Regions from separate parts of the Homo sapiens genome. Here region 2 is linked to region 1. A link is a loop called in an ENCODE intact Hi-C map of the cell type or tissue named here. Cell type or tissue: HepG2. All regions are shown on one strand. Links, peaks and the distances in the headings refer to the core of each region. The heading gives the core; the rest is flanking DNA.

Region 1 (8,345 bases), core at 146-8,145:
ATCTCTAGACCCCTATATTCAACTGCCCACTTGACACACAGGTGTTGGAAGGACAGCGGGCTGTAGGGTGGCAAGAGAGATGACAAGGGACAAGTCAGGAGGCTATTGCAGAACTCTGGGCAACAGATGATGGTGGTGATGGATATGGAGAGGAGTGAGTTAACTCAAGAGAAGTTTAGGAAGCAGAGTTATCAGAACTCAGTGATTGATGGATGCTGTGAGGGAAGGGAGAAGTAGGAGTCACAGATGACAACCTGGGCGGCATCATTCACTGAGATTGGAAATGGGGAAGAAAGATGGGCCACATATAATACATCCTTTAGAAATGTTCCAGAAACCTGGTTTCTCCCAGCTGAGCTTTTAAGAGGTTTTATTCCCCTGCAAACAAAACAAAACAAAAAAACTGATATGTAGATACTGTCCATCAAGATCCACACACTCTGACCATCCTTGTCTTCCAACGTTACATGGACCATGTTTATTTGCTCAGCACTCTGTCTCCAGTGCTAGCACTGCATCTGGTATACAGCAGGTGCTCTATGAATAGTTACTCAGTAACTGAAAACCTAGTTAGCAAACCCTTATGAACAGTTAGGGACTACAGAAGAATGGGTGCTTCTTAACTTCTCTGTGCCTCTCCTTCCTCATATATAAGATGAGAATATTAGTGACAAATTTCTCCTAAAGTTATTGTGGGAATTAAATATCATAATAAATGTAAATGCTTAGAGCAGTGCATGCTCAAAAGAGCTATTTTGATTAATAATATACATAATTAATAATAATATATTTTAGGAAACTTCTACTCTGCCATGTAGAAGGGCCAAATGACTTTCATGATTTTTTTTTTTTAACAGAAAACTGTGGATCTTCAGGAGAGTAAGACCTGGACTTTGCTGAAACTTCTGAGCTCTGCTTCAGTCTCCTAGGCGCAAAGACCTGGTCTCTATGAAGCTCAGTGTCTGTGAGACGCTACCATCATGGCAGCCCCCGTTCATGTTTCTCTTGCTGACCTATCCTCTGCAGGGGAAGCCAAGTCTGCTAACGGGGTGGTGCCGTGCGGACACTCAATGTTGCAGTTAAACCACATCCCTTAAGAAGGAAACCTAAGGTGGCTGCTCATTTGAGGTTCTCCAGTGGCCACACCAATGATATGAGTGTGAGTCCACATGCAGGACGATTTAATGGCTGTGCAGTCATGCTCAAAAGGTAAGCACAGAAGGCGGAGAAGGACAGCCTGCCCTTGAAATGAAACCTCTTGTTCCCTTTGTATCCAGGAGGAAAATCTCATTAGAAAGATCCTCCAGAGCCACAAAAATAAGCACATGCGTCAAAAGGAGGGCAGAAAGCCCAGGACACGAGGCGGGGGGGCGCTGAGATAAAAAGATTATAGCTAGAAAACAGCCAATCCCACCATCATAGCTGCTGCCTCATCCCTTCCACACTTTCCAGACCCCCAAACTTGGCGGAATAACAGGGTCTGCTGTGGGAGACTAAGAGGCGGCCAGCCCAGGGCTCAGTGCACTGCCGCAGTGCTCTGCCATCAGTAGCAACCAGCATTTGCCTGGTGCTCTGGGGTTTACAAAACTCTTTCATATAGATATAAAGGAGATAATGTTTTCAAAATGCCTTCCAACTTTTTTTTTTTTCATTTCCTTTTGCCTTATGGCTACCCACGCATTGAATCAATGGCATTCATTGCTTCAAGTAAAGGCCAAACACAGCCTAGAACAAAGGAGTCATTCCCCAACTTCAAGTGTCAAATGCAATTTTTTTCCTTCTATCCACAGAGGGCAACAGTTTTAAAAGCCAAGATTTGTTGAAGGAAAAAAGAAAGCATTTTCTAAAATCTAAAACTCACTGTTTACATATCAAGAGTAAAGTTTGGAAGTCTGAGCATAGAACTCTACCAGGCTACCGAGCAGGCTGAGTCTATCAGGGAGATGAAGTCACTGAAGGTAGAGTTCTTCAGAGGCTGTCACTGAGATGAAGTTGGGAGTACAAGATATTTATTGGGCTCAGGAACTGTGAGAGGGAGCAGGATCGGGAAGTGGGAGAAGTCAAACTTCAAAGTTAAGTCCAACAAAGCCTCAGCTAAACCAGAGGGCAGCTCCGAAATGAATATTAGCCACTAGAGCTGTGTGTCGGGCTGAAATGGCTGGGCTTTTATGTCCCTGCCTTACCTGGACATGGGCTGCCCTGTGAACCTCTTGCCCTCAGGTGAGGTGGCTCCCTGCTGCTGAGGAGTGCATGAAGGGGCTGTGAGCTGGCACTCATAGCAGCTGGGGTGACATTCCTTCCTCAAGGGGGATCTGGGAGGCCCACGTCCATGTAGACCACAGTGATCTAATAGTTTCAGAAAGAACTGGAAAACGAGAGAGAGAAAGGCAAAAGGTGAGATTTGTGTGTCCTCATGTTCTAGAAAAAAAGTAATATAGTTCTAATTCCTTGGACATATCTAAAACAGCAGCCCAGCAGGCCAAAACGCAAGGACCCTTTTCACAAAGACTTCTGCAGGTCATGCACTCAGCAGACAGACTTACTAGGAATGGCCATAGTTCCAGTCCCAGGAACAGTCTTGGACTGCATGGGCATGATGTACTAAGCTACTCAGATTACAATGGTCAGTCTTTATGGTCAATTCTGCTCCTTGTTCTCTAGCCCCACACCAGCCTCCTCTGCAACAACAACTGCAACAACAACAGAGATATGACAGCCTCCCTCTCTCATTGCTAAGGAAGGACTTCAAAGCACACTGAGTAATTTGCATTTCTTATCCCAGGACAGAGAGAATTATAATAAAGCATTCGTTGGCTTTTTCTCTTCAGGACCAGAGTCTTGTATGTTCAGTTCTTTGGCTTTTGAGTTCCAAACCTGTAGGAGAACTTCTAAGCCCAGCAAATTTTGAAGCATCCCTGATGAATTCCTTCATCCCGATTATTTATAATAAAGGAGGCATTAATCTCCCCACACAGGGATGGCAGCCTTCACATAGAAGACTAAGGAAAAATGATGGTGCTAACTCAGACCCTGAGGGGTTTATTATATTAAAGTGAAGGAAATAAATCTCCACACTCTATTGTGTTTGAGTCAGGGCCCCTCCACTTCTTGTTCTCACTGGCCACCCCCTCAGAACCCCCTAATGAAACAGAGCTAGAGGAGAAAATGGCAAAGCCAAGCAAGAGGCCTTTTTCCAGATCACTCCTTAAACCACCACATACTGAAACACTCAGGAAAGGCTTTTATTCAAACTCTGAGAACAAAGGCAGAGTAAGGCTAGCACAAATGAAGTAAGAGCAACAAGTATCAAAGAGCAGAGGCTAAATATCCAATTCCATTCTGTGTAAATACAGCTAATGAAAATGTCTTATCTGTTAATTTTTTCCCCAGCTGATGGCCTGCCCAATGCATTCAGTTTCATTGAGAGTTAAGGACTCTGCCAAGTTCTACTAACATAAAATGTGCTCTCATACAGTAGTACAGAGGGAAAAGGGGTTGATATTTTTGTTTTTTTATCACACAGCCTAAAAAGCATATGGTATTATCCACAATGACTGTTTCAGAAAGAATGGGGAGGAAGATTTTAACCCAGATTTGGCAAGCTCTAAAATTATTTCCACTCTAAAATATTGTTTATTTTAAATAATATTTGATCTGCAAAACTTGACTACTGCCAAAATAATTTAAACTCCCCCTTAGTATTTAGAGGACTAGAAGATGCCTTCCAGTGAAGGAAATAAAAAGTATAACTTTGAGAAGACAGTGAAGACCTCCTAGGAATTGAAAATGTTTTAGACAATTTTCACAGCATTGGAGCCATACAGCAGTAAAATTAGACCAATCTGAATTGGGTCGAAAATTAGGAATGTTCACTCATGCTCTAAACCAGTGCTGAACCCTGGTTTTAGTGCCTAACTTGAGTCTGGGAAAGGACAAGGGTCTGGGGAAGTTGGCAGGTGCCTTGTGAATATGTGAACCATTGAGTGAAATGCCATTCAACACTCAGTCATGGCTGTGGCTCCAGTTAGAAACTCATGTGATGGTTAGAGACAAAAAAAAAAAAAAATGACACTCAGTAGATAAGATGAAAGCTCCTAGTCGAGCTGATGCCCATACTGACCTCCTGTTCCAGGATCCTGAGGGAAAGCTGCCCATGCAACAGCAGCAACTGAGGTAATGAAGGCTCCACATAACAATGCATTTACATTCAAAATCCACTCTGCTCCACATTGTTCTTAGCAATCACTCACTCATCTTGCTAAATGTTACCCACGCGATCTGACTCTGCATGTTTACATTGCAAAAGGTAACTGTGAAATATGTACATTGTTTTCTGCGTGTATATTATATATTCCAGTAAAAAATTAAAAATAAACAAGTAATATTGACAAGCTGGAGTCAGAGTATGGGATAGCCCAAGCCATCTGCTTCCTTTCCCTGCCTTAGTCTTCATAGTGATCAGGGACGCCTATGGAAGCCTTCATATTGAGGGATAGGGATGCAGATAATAAAGTGCAAGGGTGATCAACATTGCGAATTCTTCATTCAGTGGCAGAGTCAGAATGCCTTTTCAAACGACAGATTTCACAGGCCTCCTAACACTACATTGGCCTGTGTTCCCTTCAAGGGAAGCTGGGAAAGCCCAACCTGTGTGGAAGCATCAGCAGGTGGAGCTGAAGAGCTAATGGAGCCGCTGAGTAAGGGGACATCTCAGACAAGTGCTTCCAGAACTGGGCAGATGGCATTTTGGATGAGATAGAAAGGCAAATGTACAAAAAACCCTGCGGAGTCCTAATAAGATAAGCGAGCAACAATAAGGAAGGGGCCCCAGGTCGGAGAGAATAATTGTTCTGAGAAACTGCTAATCACAGACAACCTGCAGACATGCTGTTTCCAAATACCTCATTCACATGTAGACCCCAGCAGCAGGACCTGATCTGCATACCTTATCTGCATGTACCCCCTCCAATATGACCCCATAAAACTTCCCTCCAGCCCCTGCCTCTTTGCAGACAGCCCCTTCTCTGCTGTGCTGCCTGTTGCACCCTTGCAATGTATCTTCGAACTTTATCAAATCTGCCTTTTTTTACCTATAACTGTCCTGGTAAATTCTTTTACCACCCATAACACCGGCCCCAGCCAGTCACACCCTCAACAAACTCAGTGTGTTATTACAGGGTCCTGTGGATGTTATCAAATAAAATTCAAGGTGGACTAGCTTATCTACTTTATACATTCATTCAATAATGTTTATTAGATACCCAGCATGTGCCTGGCACTGTGTTGTACACTGGAAGTGCTGTAGGAAATGAGGTAGACATGGTTTCATGCCCTCATGAAACAGATTCTGAGGAGGTGGCTCAGCTTAATAGTTAAGGATATTCATGCACTTTGGCATTAGACATACCTTTGTCTACATCCTGGCTTTTTCACTTATGAGCTATGGATCCTCAGATCTTGGGTAACTGACTCAATCAATCATCTATAAAGCAGGGCTTAGCAATATTCACCCCAGTAGTTCCCCACCCTCCTAAAATCACATAGGAATTTTTTTTAATACCTATCCCTAAGCCATCCTTATAGATTGTGATTCAATTGGTCTGGGTAAGTACCAAATCATCAGTAATTTTAAAACCCACCAGACACATCTATTGAGCAGCCAGTGAGAACTACTCCTCTATTCATTAGGGTCTGTGGGGGAACTGTACTGAATAGTGTACGTGAATACCTTGTGCTTAGTAAACATGTTAGCTTTGATTCCCAAACATCACAGCTGCTGTCTCACTAATCAGAGGAATCAGAGGCCCAGGTATATGGGAGAAGACTGTTAACCTGAAGCTGGGCCATGAGCAAGTAAGAGCTGAAGATCATTCTAATGGTTTTTCCCTAAGGGGAAAAAATGACTGCCAGTCTATAACTTGATCACAGCTAAATAACCACCGCTGTGTTGATTTTAATGGGTAAGCTAACTTGGCTATTTCAAGAGATGGCTTATTTATTGATTTATTTAAATTTCCATTTTTACTACAAGCCATTCAGTGCTTAATATTGTTTCATACTAGCAAATGCTAATTAGGAGTAGAATTAAGAACATATCTTAGAATCATATCTGACCCAGACCTTTCATTTCACAAATGAGAACAAGGAAGCCCTAAGAAGTGAAGTGATTTTCCCAAGGTCAAACATCCAGCAGGTGCAAAGTTTTGTTTCATTTGTTCTCAGCACAAACTTGTATAACAATTTAGCTGTATGCAACTTTACATAATACAGATGTTCTTTAATTTATGGTGGGGTTATGTTCCGATATATCCATCTTAAAAAACAAAACAAAAAAAAACTATCCTTTTTGTATAGTTATTTTAAAGAAACACATACATTTATCAAAATTTTTAAGTAAACGAAAAGTCGTAATTATAAAAAAGAAAATATAAGTCAAAATGCAGAAGGGTTCCCTAATGGTTGTATTAAATAGAATCTTCGTAAAGCAAATCACATGTGCAGTGTACTAAAATAATTTTCTGATTAAAGAATACATCTATGAATGCTTTTGGTTAAAAACAAAAAGCTTTTTGAAGATGGAGACAGTGGTTATATGGTTTTCCAATCTCTCCAAATTCCTACATAGAAATAGACAAAGCAACTAGGTAGCAAATCCAAAGACTCATGGACAAGAGTGATAATTATGTCAAGCTACCCCTATGAAACTCAAATACAAATGAGTGGGGACAAACTATCGTTATGACACCAAATATGCATGGTATCGGCTTCTATGAGAGAGAAGTACAGGATGGGCACAGGGAATCCGACTGACCTGAGAAATGGAGACCCCAAAATACACAACAGGTATTTGTAAAAGTACCATAAGACAATTCGAGAACAATAGCTACAACTATAAAAGGTTTGGCTCATTCCAATAGCGGGTGAATATAGAGGTCATAGTAAGGTCTGACCCATATGAACCCTCAAAACTGATCAGCCAGAGCTCCTTTCAGCACAGGGCCCAATGCATGGAGGTCTTAAACTACACATTGAAACTGCTACCCATGGCGGAAAAGCTAACAGGATAGAGACATTTGAGAATAAAGGGAAAGAGAAGATCCAGATAAACACAGGCGTGGAGGACTGTTGACAGAAAATCTCATGCTATTTTGGAACAAAATAACAAAGTCATGTTATTTTGGAACACTGTAAGAAACAATGAAAGAGGGAGCTCTGCGAATTGAGAAAAGCCACAGTGAATAACGCTTTCTTCTAAAAGTTCAAGAAAAAATAATTTTCTATAAAAATGAGGAAAGAAAGGCATAGAGGTTAAAGCCCACACAAAGTTATTGTAAGAATAAAAGAGCCAGGCATGGTGGCTCACACCTGTAATCCCAGCACTTTGGGAGGCTGAGGCAGCAGATCACCTGAGGTCAAGAGTTTGAGATCAGCCTGGCCAACATGGTGAAACCCTGTCTCTACTAAAAATACAAGAATTAGCCAGGCATGGTGGCACACACACCTGTAGTCCCAGCCACTCGAGAGGCTGAGGCATGAGAATCACTTGAACCTGGAAGATGGAGGTTACAGTGAGCCAAGATGGTGCCACTGCACTCCAGCCTGGGTGACAGAGTGAGACTCTGTCTCAATAAAAATAAATAAATAAATAAATAAAAGAATAAAAGATAATAAGAAGTAGAATTACATCCCTTCGGATAATAGAAGTGTGCCAGGAAGACATGTCCACAGAACAGATCAAAATTGCAACCTTCTAAAATCTAAAAAATAAAAAAAAAAAAGTGAAGGAAATCATACAGAACATAAAGAACAACCTAAATCAGAAGTAGAAAAAAAAACTCAGAAATTAGGTGGTAGGACTCTGGAAAGAATTAGATATAAAGGATAAAAGCCATCCCAAAAATTAATATCAAGCTAGAAGGAACGCAAGAGCAATAAACACGACAGATAATGTCTTCAGAGATAGAAAGGAAAAAGCTGAAAAAATTTTAAGTCAAAAAAGAAATTGAAAAGAGAGATAAAGAGGATTTGTAACCAAGTTAAAATATCGAAGATACTCAAAGAACGTCCAACATAGAAATAGTGGAAGTCTCTGGAACAAGAAATCCAGAGAAAGAGGGCAGAACAAACACTAAGAAATATAATTCAAGAAAACACTCCTGAAATAAAAGGATTTGAAATTACATTGTGAAAAAGCACACTACAGACCTAAGAATGTTGACCTACAATGACCCACACTATGATATATTCTAGTAAAATTATTGAAGTTTAAGAGAAAAAAAGGTCCTTTGGGTATCTAGAAAAAAAAGAGCAAGTGGCTTGTAAAAGAATACAAATTAGATAATTAT
Region 2 (8,345 bases), core at 31-8,030, 170 kb after region 1:
ATGGGCCATCATTTTGGGGGATTAACTTAGCCCATTACACCATATGCCTGAGAGTGTTTAGGTTTATCTGATGATAAAGCATAGGAAGGTAATAAAACAACTCTGAAATAGTAATAATAATAAGCCACAGGAGGAAGGTCTTCATGGTGGGAAGCATATGCAGATCTCTTTGCATATGAACCCTGTAACTTGCTGGGTGATATCAGGCAACTCACTTAACCTATTAGTTTCTTCATCTACAAAATGAAGATGATAATAGTAGTAACTATCTCAGAGTTGTTTAGAAAGGAATAAAATGCAACACAGTCCCTGGCACCCAAAGAGTGTGCAATAAATAGCAATTGCTAAAATAACTCCCAGGCATCTCAAAATACTCAATTTGTTTTGCATGACTAGGCCCATTTCCAAAAGTTGCATAAATATACTGCCTATAGAATGCCATTCTTGCTCTGTTTTTTAAGGACCTCCAAAACACTATGCAGAAACTTTGTTTATTCTTTTTGCAAAGCTTGGGGGGTGGGAAAAGGAAAGGGTTACAGTTTTCCATTTCACAGACGGGAAATCCGAGGCATAGAAAAAGTAAATTACTTGCCTAATGTCACATAAAGCCAGCAGCAGAGCTGTAATTGGTTGTGACCCCCCAGTGCAATGCAGCTTGTCTTCTCCTTTCAAAAGTCAGGGGTAAGCAACTTCTGTCTCAGCTTTAATACCATCAGTCTAATTTCTCAGATTTTCTATAGCTGCTGATCTTGAGAACCTTTGAAGCTTTGGGGAAATCACATGGGTGATTTGACCTTAAATCTCATGCCACTCGCAAAAGATTAATTGCTAAGACCTGGAAAGGGGCCAGACAATTCTGTGTAGCTGAATAGCAGCATCGTCTAGGGATGTGACTGTCCTGACAGATTTAGTTAGTACATAATTGATAAATCTAGAGTTTGTATAGCTTCGCTTCACAGATAGATAACGCAATGGGCTCCAAGGGTTGACATTTACAGAAGCTCTCCCAGTGTTTTGTAACACTGAATCTAGGTTTTCTATCCTCTTCCTCTGAGCATTGCTCATTTTCTAAGGCTCTGTTCTCAGCAGGCAATAAGATGAGGGCATCTGACAAGAGTGCCACCTCACCCAGTATAAGCAAGAAGCAAGAAGCCTCCTAAGTGTAGCACTGTCATATGACTGCTTTGAAAGTCTTATTTACCCTGATTCAGTGCAGGGTGAGGTCAAAGAGAGATCCAGCACATTACATAGCAGCTAGGAAATTTTCGTCACAATCGGAATCCAAAAAAGATAAAAGGCAGCCAGATACAACATCAAAGCTTGGATAGTGTGTCTCAACCTTGGGCAGGAAATTTTGCACTGCTTGACTCCTGTTCCAGACTAAAACATGTCACAAGACCCCTTTTAGCAATTTGAACTCTGACAGGCACCCAGAAACCTCAGCTTTTATTTCTTTGACTTTGGTCACCCACTCCACAAAGTTATTTTGCTTATTGAAAGGAATTGGTGGTGGATATTTTCCATTGTAATTTGTATCCAGAGCCTATAGAGTTTATTGTAAGATTTTGTTATCTTTTCTTAATTCTTGCTGTCTAGTTTTATGTTTCAATTCATGAAGCATTGTTGTGTGGCTGATATATACTCAGTGTACTTCTGTAATTTTGTCACTTCCAGTTGTAAAACATCTGACCCACTAGCTTAGGTCAGTAAATCAGTGGCTTACAGTGTGAAAGATTTTCTGTTTGTTTGTTTTTGCATGGTAGTGAATAAGGGTGGCATTAAATAGCCTCTCTTGCCCTCACAAATAAAAATGCTGTAACTTCATGTATCATAACTTAACACATAGAGCTGTTTTTCTAAGCTAGTTGTGACAACTTTCTGAATACAATTTACTAAGATACATTACTTTTTCTCTTTTCTTTTGGAGACACGATCTCACTCTATTGCCCAGGCTGCAGTGCAGTGGCATGATCATGGCTCACTGCAGCCTCTACCTCCCAGGCTCAGGTGATCCTCTCACCTCGGCCTCCCAAGTAGCTGGCACTACACACCACACCCAGCTGATTTTTGTATCGTTCATAGAGATGGAGTTTCACCATGTTGCCAAGTCTGGTTTCAAACTCCTGGGCTCAAACGATACACCCATCTTGGCTTCCCAAAGTGCTGAGATTACAGGCATGAGCTACCTCACCCAACCAAAATATATTACTTGTATTAGAAGATAATATATAAAAATCATTTAGAAAAAATTACTATGTATAAACAATTATTTTATCACATACATACCATTTTAAATATTAAAAGTTTATAAGATTGTTTCTAGAAACTTTGTAGTTCTGAGTTAAGTAGGTGATTTTGTCTTCTTTCATCAGAGGAATTAGAGAGATTAGAACAGGAGAGACTAGCATTGGAAGCGACTATCAAAGATAATGAGTGTGAAGAGGAAAGTGGAGGCATCCGAGGCTTGTTTAAAAAAGCTGGCAAGTTGAACATTACTAAGACAACGCCTAAAAAAGGTAAGAACTTTTTAAAATTTGCAAAAAAGTTTACAAGATGAGTCACTATTTGAGCATCTATGAAGAGTCCGAAGTCAGCATCTAAGATGTTGGGAGCATTGAGTGTGGGTAGGAACTGAAAGGTTTCTCTCCAGAAGGTAGTATGGATAAACGGTAGCAGCTATTGTCATTTATCAACCTCATTAAGTACTTTGTACCATCTTACTGTCAAAAATTATTTTTTAAATGTAATATTTGGTTTGGAAGTCAAATAGTGCTTAAGCAGATTGCATGCCATAAAACAGAAGTTTCTCAGTTAAGATGGAAAGGGGATAGAAATTTAAGAGCCAATACCCAAACTGTCTTATCCACAGACACCCTTACCTTTCAGACATTTCAGGGAACTGAAATACGACTAGTACATGCAAATACGGTATCCAGCTGGAACGCTGATTTCAACAAAAGCATCTTTATCACAAACCAGAATGCACGACTTAGAACTTTATTGGTACTCACTACCTGTAGATTTCATCTAAATGCTACACTTATATGTGGACTTATGGTATGCAGTCCTGGGACAAAGGATCAGAGGTTGGGAGAGCTTGTTACACATTTTATAAACAGATGATTCAAACGTTTGGTTTTTTGAAAATTACTTCCCGAAACGCTATGGGTTTGAGTTTAATGAGGTCCACAGTGACCTCTGCTGGTCAAAAATCAGAATGTTACCAGGCATTTGTTTATGCACGAATGTCCTGTAGTTACTGAAGTCATACACTGGTGTGAGGCCAGGAAAAGATGGTTTCTCTGGGAGGGTCTCCAAGTCAAACAGCAGGATCCAAGTGGAGACTTAGCAAGCTTCTGGTCTAGGTTGACCGGCGCCAACCCTTTAAAGAGGCCCTTCGACAAGGCCATCTCCTACCCTGTAAATCGTTTGTCTGTTTGCTTTCCTACTATAGCCCAAGGACGAAATTTCACCTGTAATATAATAGTTTTATATATCCACAGAGAATGATGGGAAATCCAGATATTGCCCCACTTCAAATACTCTGGCTACTGTCGAGCTCCTGGGATACCCCATGGGCCGTGGCCTACTCCTTACAGTCCACCTTAAAATGACATAAATGATGTGTTTGAATTCAACTTGAAGCTACATCAGGACTTTTAGGGTGAAAATATTTAAATAAGACTGTTCTGGATGCTAACTATTATCTTCTTTTCTTTCTAATTATTTGGTTTAACTGTGAAAAAAGTTAACAATCCATTAAATCTGCTCTATTAAGTGGTACAGTCTGGAAAATAATGGGAAATTCCAAAGTCATAGCCCAATAATGTGCTCCAACTAGAGAGAGGGAAGCATTAATGTCCTTATTATGACAGCGGGACTTGTTATTTATTCTGGAAGCTTATTTCTGCGTCACAATACTTGTTTTGGCAAAAATATACTCTTCCAAAAGTCAACATGTCAAATTGTTCAGAAAAGAAAAGTAATAATGTTATATACTGTTTTAATACCTAGAAGTTTAAACACAGCTCTAAAGTGGGCCCATTCACTACTCTGGGCTTCCATTGCTTGTCAACTCTTTTGAGTTCTAGACGAGAACCAATCCTGCCTCCAGGTACCTGAGTGTGAACAGGAGGCCTCTGGCTGCTTTGACTTGTCTGTAAGTGAGGGCAGAGCTTGGTCCATTTTGTAAATAAATTTTTCTCCCTCAGCGGTCCCAGGGATGTAAAAACAATATCAGATCATTGCTTCAGAACTGACAGACTCTAAACATGGAAACAACAAAAGATAAAACAAAGCATCTTCAGAACCTCTTAGATCAGAGAGGAAGCTCTGAAGAGGCTGTCAGCCCTCCTCTAAGCACCAGGCTGACACCACCACTTTGAAACACAGCAATAAAGTCATGACTTTCAAAGACACAGATATGAGAAATGCTACGTACGCTGTGGCAAATAAACCCCTCTTGGCAAACAGGAACAGGTCCAGTTCCAACACTGGCCGAGTTCCCTGGTACACTTTCACTGTATCCATGTTAGGGTAGAAATCACATTTAAAAAAATTGTAACTATTTTATATACACCCTTAATTATAACTCAAGTAAAGATGTTTTGTATTTCCATATTTTCTAAGGTTTTTTTTTTTTCATCTAATTCACAAAGATTCAAATAGCTCAAATGGCTTTACTTTAGCTTCGCAAGATTCCTTGAAAAGAAAGCAGAAGAGTAAGCCAGGCCAACTAAGAGACTAAATAGTCATAGAGTTCAAGATGCACACAGTCCCTGGCAAATTTTATAAACCAGACCTGAATGGAACTTAAACCAAAATAGTGCTTCATGAATCAATTCCCTAATGAACGGATATTTCTGATTCTATAGCTTATTTCTAGAAAACCACTTACCACATGTTAAGTAAATACAAAAATATTAATATCATTAAGGTGATTTATATCTGAGATTTTGGGAAATGTGGATATTCTGGCTAGTAGCATTGTTGCATGCCTAAATAATAACTCCACTCTGAGACAGATTACTAAAGGTCTGAAAAAATCCATTGTCTTTTAATAAAAACTATTATTATAAAGCTGTTTTACTTATTGACTGTCAATATTTTATTTAACTATTGAAGGTGTTCTCAATTATTCTGGGATTGGACTTTTATCTCTGCCTTTTGAAGAATACCGCTATTTATTTTAGGTATAATAAACATGAATCTGTGACCTTTTCTCTATTTTCATCACTAGATTGATTGGAAAGTTATTTTGTTTCTGCCCTCAAAAGCAAACAGATGCATCAATTCCTCTTTCGTTTCAGATGGCAGCATTAACACAAGCCAGTCGATGCATGTGGGAGAGTTCAACCAGAAACTGGTGGAAGCCAGCACTCAATTTAAAAAGAAACAAGAAAAAGGCACAATTGATGTTTGGTGGTTGTTTGATGATGGAGGTAAAAACTTTCAGAAAATACACTAGGGACAAGAATTTCAATTTTGATAAACTTAAACTGCATGAGAAGGTATATGGGAACAATACTGGTTAAAGAATAACATTTCTGTGTTCTCCAAAGACTATAACTTAATTAAGAGCTATCAATGTGGTAATGAATAAAGATATAAAGCTATTCATTTCCTTCCATTTAGATATACTCATTGTGTCATAATTTATTCTTTATTCCAGGGTTAACACTTCTTATCCCCTATATCTTAACTCTCAGAAAAAAATGGAAAGACTGTAAATTAAGAATCTATGTGGGAGGGAAGATCAACCGCATTGAAGAAGAAAAAATTGTGTAAGTAGTTTGCCACTCACATGTTAGGTCATTTCAGAGGTTTGTTGCTTTAATGCTTTAATTTTAATAACTTTAAGTGTCTCTGAGACACAATAGACTCAAAGACAAAGCCACCAGGATAGGCCTCGTGTTTACTTGGTTATCTGGTCAGTAAATTATTCGCATATTTTTCCTGATCGCTGTCTTCAAGCAAGTCCTCTTATCCTCTGTCACAAATGCTTTCCAAAAGGAAGGTGCCACAGAAGCCTCATCTCAAGTCTTGAGTGGGAGCTTCGTTATCTCATATAATGCTTATTTTGTTCTGACCAGTAAAGGCATCCAAGAAAAGAAGAGCCTGAAGGAAATCTGGGTCCAGTTGCTTTTTCTGTGGGAATTCAAAACTCCTAATTCATGGCAGTCACTCTTAGAACAGCATATGTAAAAGAGAACTAAATGGAGAGACTGCACCTGGGTTCTAGCCCCAGCTCTGCCATCAAGGAGCTGCAGGACTTTGCAACAGTCTCCAAACGCATCTGGGTCCCCAGTTTCTCCTTTGTAGTTTGAAAGAGTTTAAAGGGATGACTGTAGAGAACTCTTAATTAAAAAAAAAAAATCCCACAGTGTAAGTCTGTATCTTTCTCATTAATTTAGCCATTGAGAGTTGATGCCAGTTGTGAGAATAATAAGCATGCTGAGAACATGACACATCTAGAGGTCTCTGATGGAAATCCAGAAAACCACCTTCAGCAGCTCTTAGTCCCTCAGGGCACTGAGGGACTAAGCTCTGAGCCCTTCCTGGAACCAGCACTTCCAGAAGTCACAAAATAATGACAGGCTTTATTCAGTAATTTTTAACATTTTCTCTTCCCTCTTAGGATGTATTATGCTGTGAATGTGACATATATATATATATATATATATATATATATATATAATGTATAACTATGTATAACTGTATAATGTATAATGTATAACAATGTATAACAATGTATATACACACACACAGTTATACACTGCTACATTGTTACATTCTGAGAAATGTATCAGGCAATTTCCTATTGTGCAAACATCATAGAGTGTACTTACACAAACCTAGATGGTATAGCCTACTACACACCTAGGTTATATGGTATATGCTGTTGCTCCTAGGCTACAAATCTGAACTGAATACTATAGGCAAATGTGACACAATGGTAAATATTTGTATATCAAAACACAGAAATGGTACAGTAAAAATACAGCATAAAAGGTAAAAAATGGTCCACTTGTATTGGGCACTTACCATGAGTGGAACTTGCAGGACTGGCAGTTGCTCTGGGTGAGTCAGTGAGTGGTGAGTGAATGTGAGGCCCCAGGACACGACTACACTACTGTAGATTTTATCAACACTGTATACTTGGGCTACACAAAATTTATACAAAAATACTTTTCTTCAAAGCTGGACCTGGGAATAAAAAATATTTTTTTCTTCAATAATAAATTAACCTTAGCTTACCGTAAACATTTTTACTTCATAATTTCTAAGCTTTTGACCCTTTTGTAATAACACTGAGCTTAAAACGTATTGTACAGCTATGCAAAAGTGTTTTCTTTATATCCTTATTCTATAAGCATTTTTCTACTTTTTAAACTGTTTTCTTTTTTTCTTTTTAAATATTTTTGTTAAAAACTGAAACATAAACACACACATTAGTGTAGGTCTATCCAGGGTCAGGATCATCAATATCACTGTCTGCCACCTCCACATCCTGTATCCCACTGGAAGGTCTTCCAGGGCAATAACAGGCATGGAGCTGTCATCTCCTGTGAAAACAAAGCTTCCTCTGGAATACCTCCTAAAGGACCTGCCTGAAGCTGTTTCACAGTTCACTTTTTTTAATAAGTAGAAGGAGTACACTCTAAAATAATAATAAAAGGTATAGTATGTAAACACATAACCAGTAACAGTCATTTATTATGTTATCAAGTATTATGTACTGTACGCAATTGTATGTGCTATATTTTTATATGACTGGCAGTGCAGTTGGTTTGTTTACACCAGCATCATCACAAATGTGTGAATAATGTATTGTGCTATGCCGTTACAACAGCTACGACATCACTAGGTGATAGGAATTTTTCAGTTCCATTATAATCTTATGGGACCACCATCGTATATGCAGTCTGTCATTGATCAGAATGTTTTTATGTGGTGTATGACTGCATATATATTATGCATATATGCATATATGCATATATGTCTTTTCAATCAAAGCAATATGATATTTGTATGCTAATATTATATAGATTTAATTATACTTAAAGAGGATCATATTAACATGGAAACTAACATAATGTCTATAATATTTTATATTTCTTAAAGCTGCCAATATTTTATTGGGACAATTAGTATAATTTGAAAATGTTTTGTGGCTTAGATGGTAGTATGGCACCAATGTTAAATTTTCCAATTTCAAAAATTGTGCTCTCTTTATATAAGAGATTGTCCTTGTTCTTACGAACTGCTCACTGAAAAATTTAGGGGTAAAGGTGCCTAATATCTGCAACTGACTTTAAAAGATTAGAGTAGATAGGTAGATAGAG

The links. Hi-C counts contacts between places; a loop is a spot of excess contacts. Peaks named below come from ENCODE experiments on the same cell type or tissue, not always from the same donor. Only the 100,000 strongest peaks of a DNase experiment are listed, where the experiment ranks them.
Region 2: it touches region 1 in a loop (17-fold over the local background); 23 of 110 quality-filtered maps call a loop at or near these places.

Annotation. Positions count from the first base shown.
Region 1 is chr15:48,107,758-48,116,102 of GRCh38, forward strand. It overlaps LOC124903485 (a long non-coding RNA gene), which reads right to left and starts at 2,365. Exons shown (of 2, transcript XR_007064619.1): 1 at 2,184-2,365. In HepG2, for the core only: a CTCF peak has its summit at 4,667 (motif pointing right); no DNase peak of the experiment used is centred there.
Region 2 is chr15:48,282,734-48,291,078 of GRCh38, forward strand. SLC12A1 (solute carrier family 12 member 1) reads left to right here. Exons shown (of 27, transcript NM_000338.3): 21 at 2,373-2,516; 22 at 5,310-5,441; 23 at 5,672-5,783. Among named protein-coding and RNA genes, the nearest start is that of DUT, 45 kb to the right of the region's middle. In HepG2, for the core only: a CTCF peak has its summit at 3,205 (motif pointing left); DNase peaks (open chromatin) are centred at 1,318 and 3,208.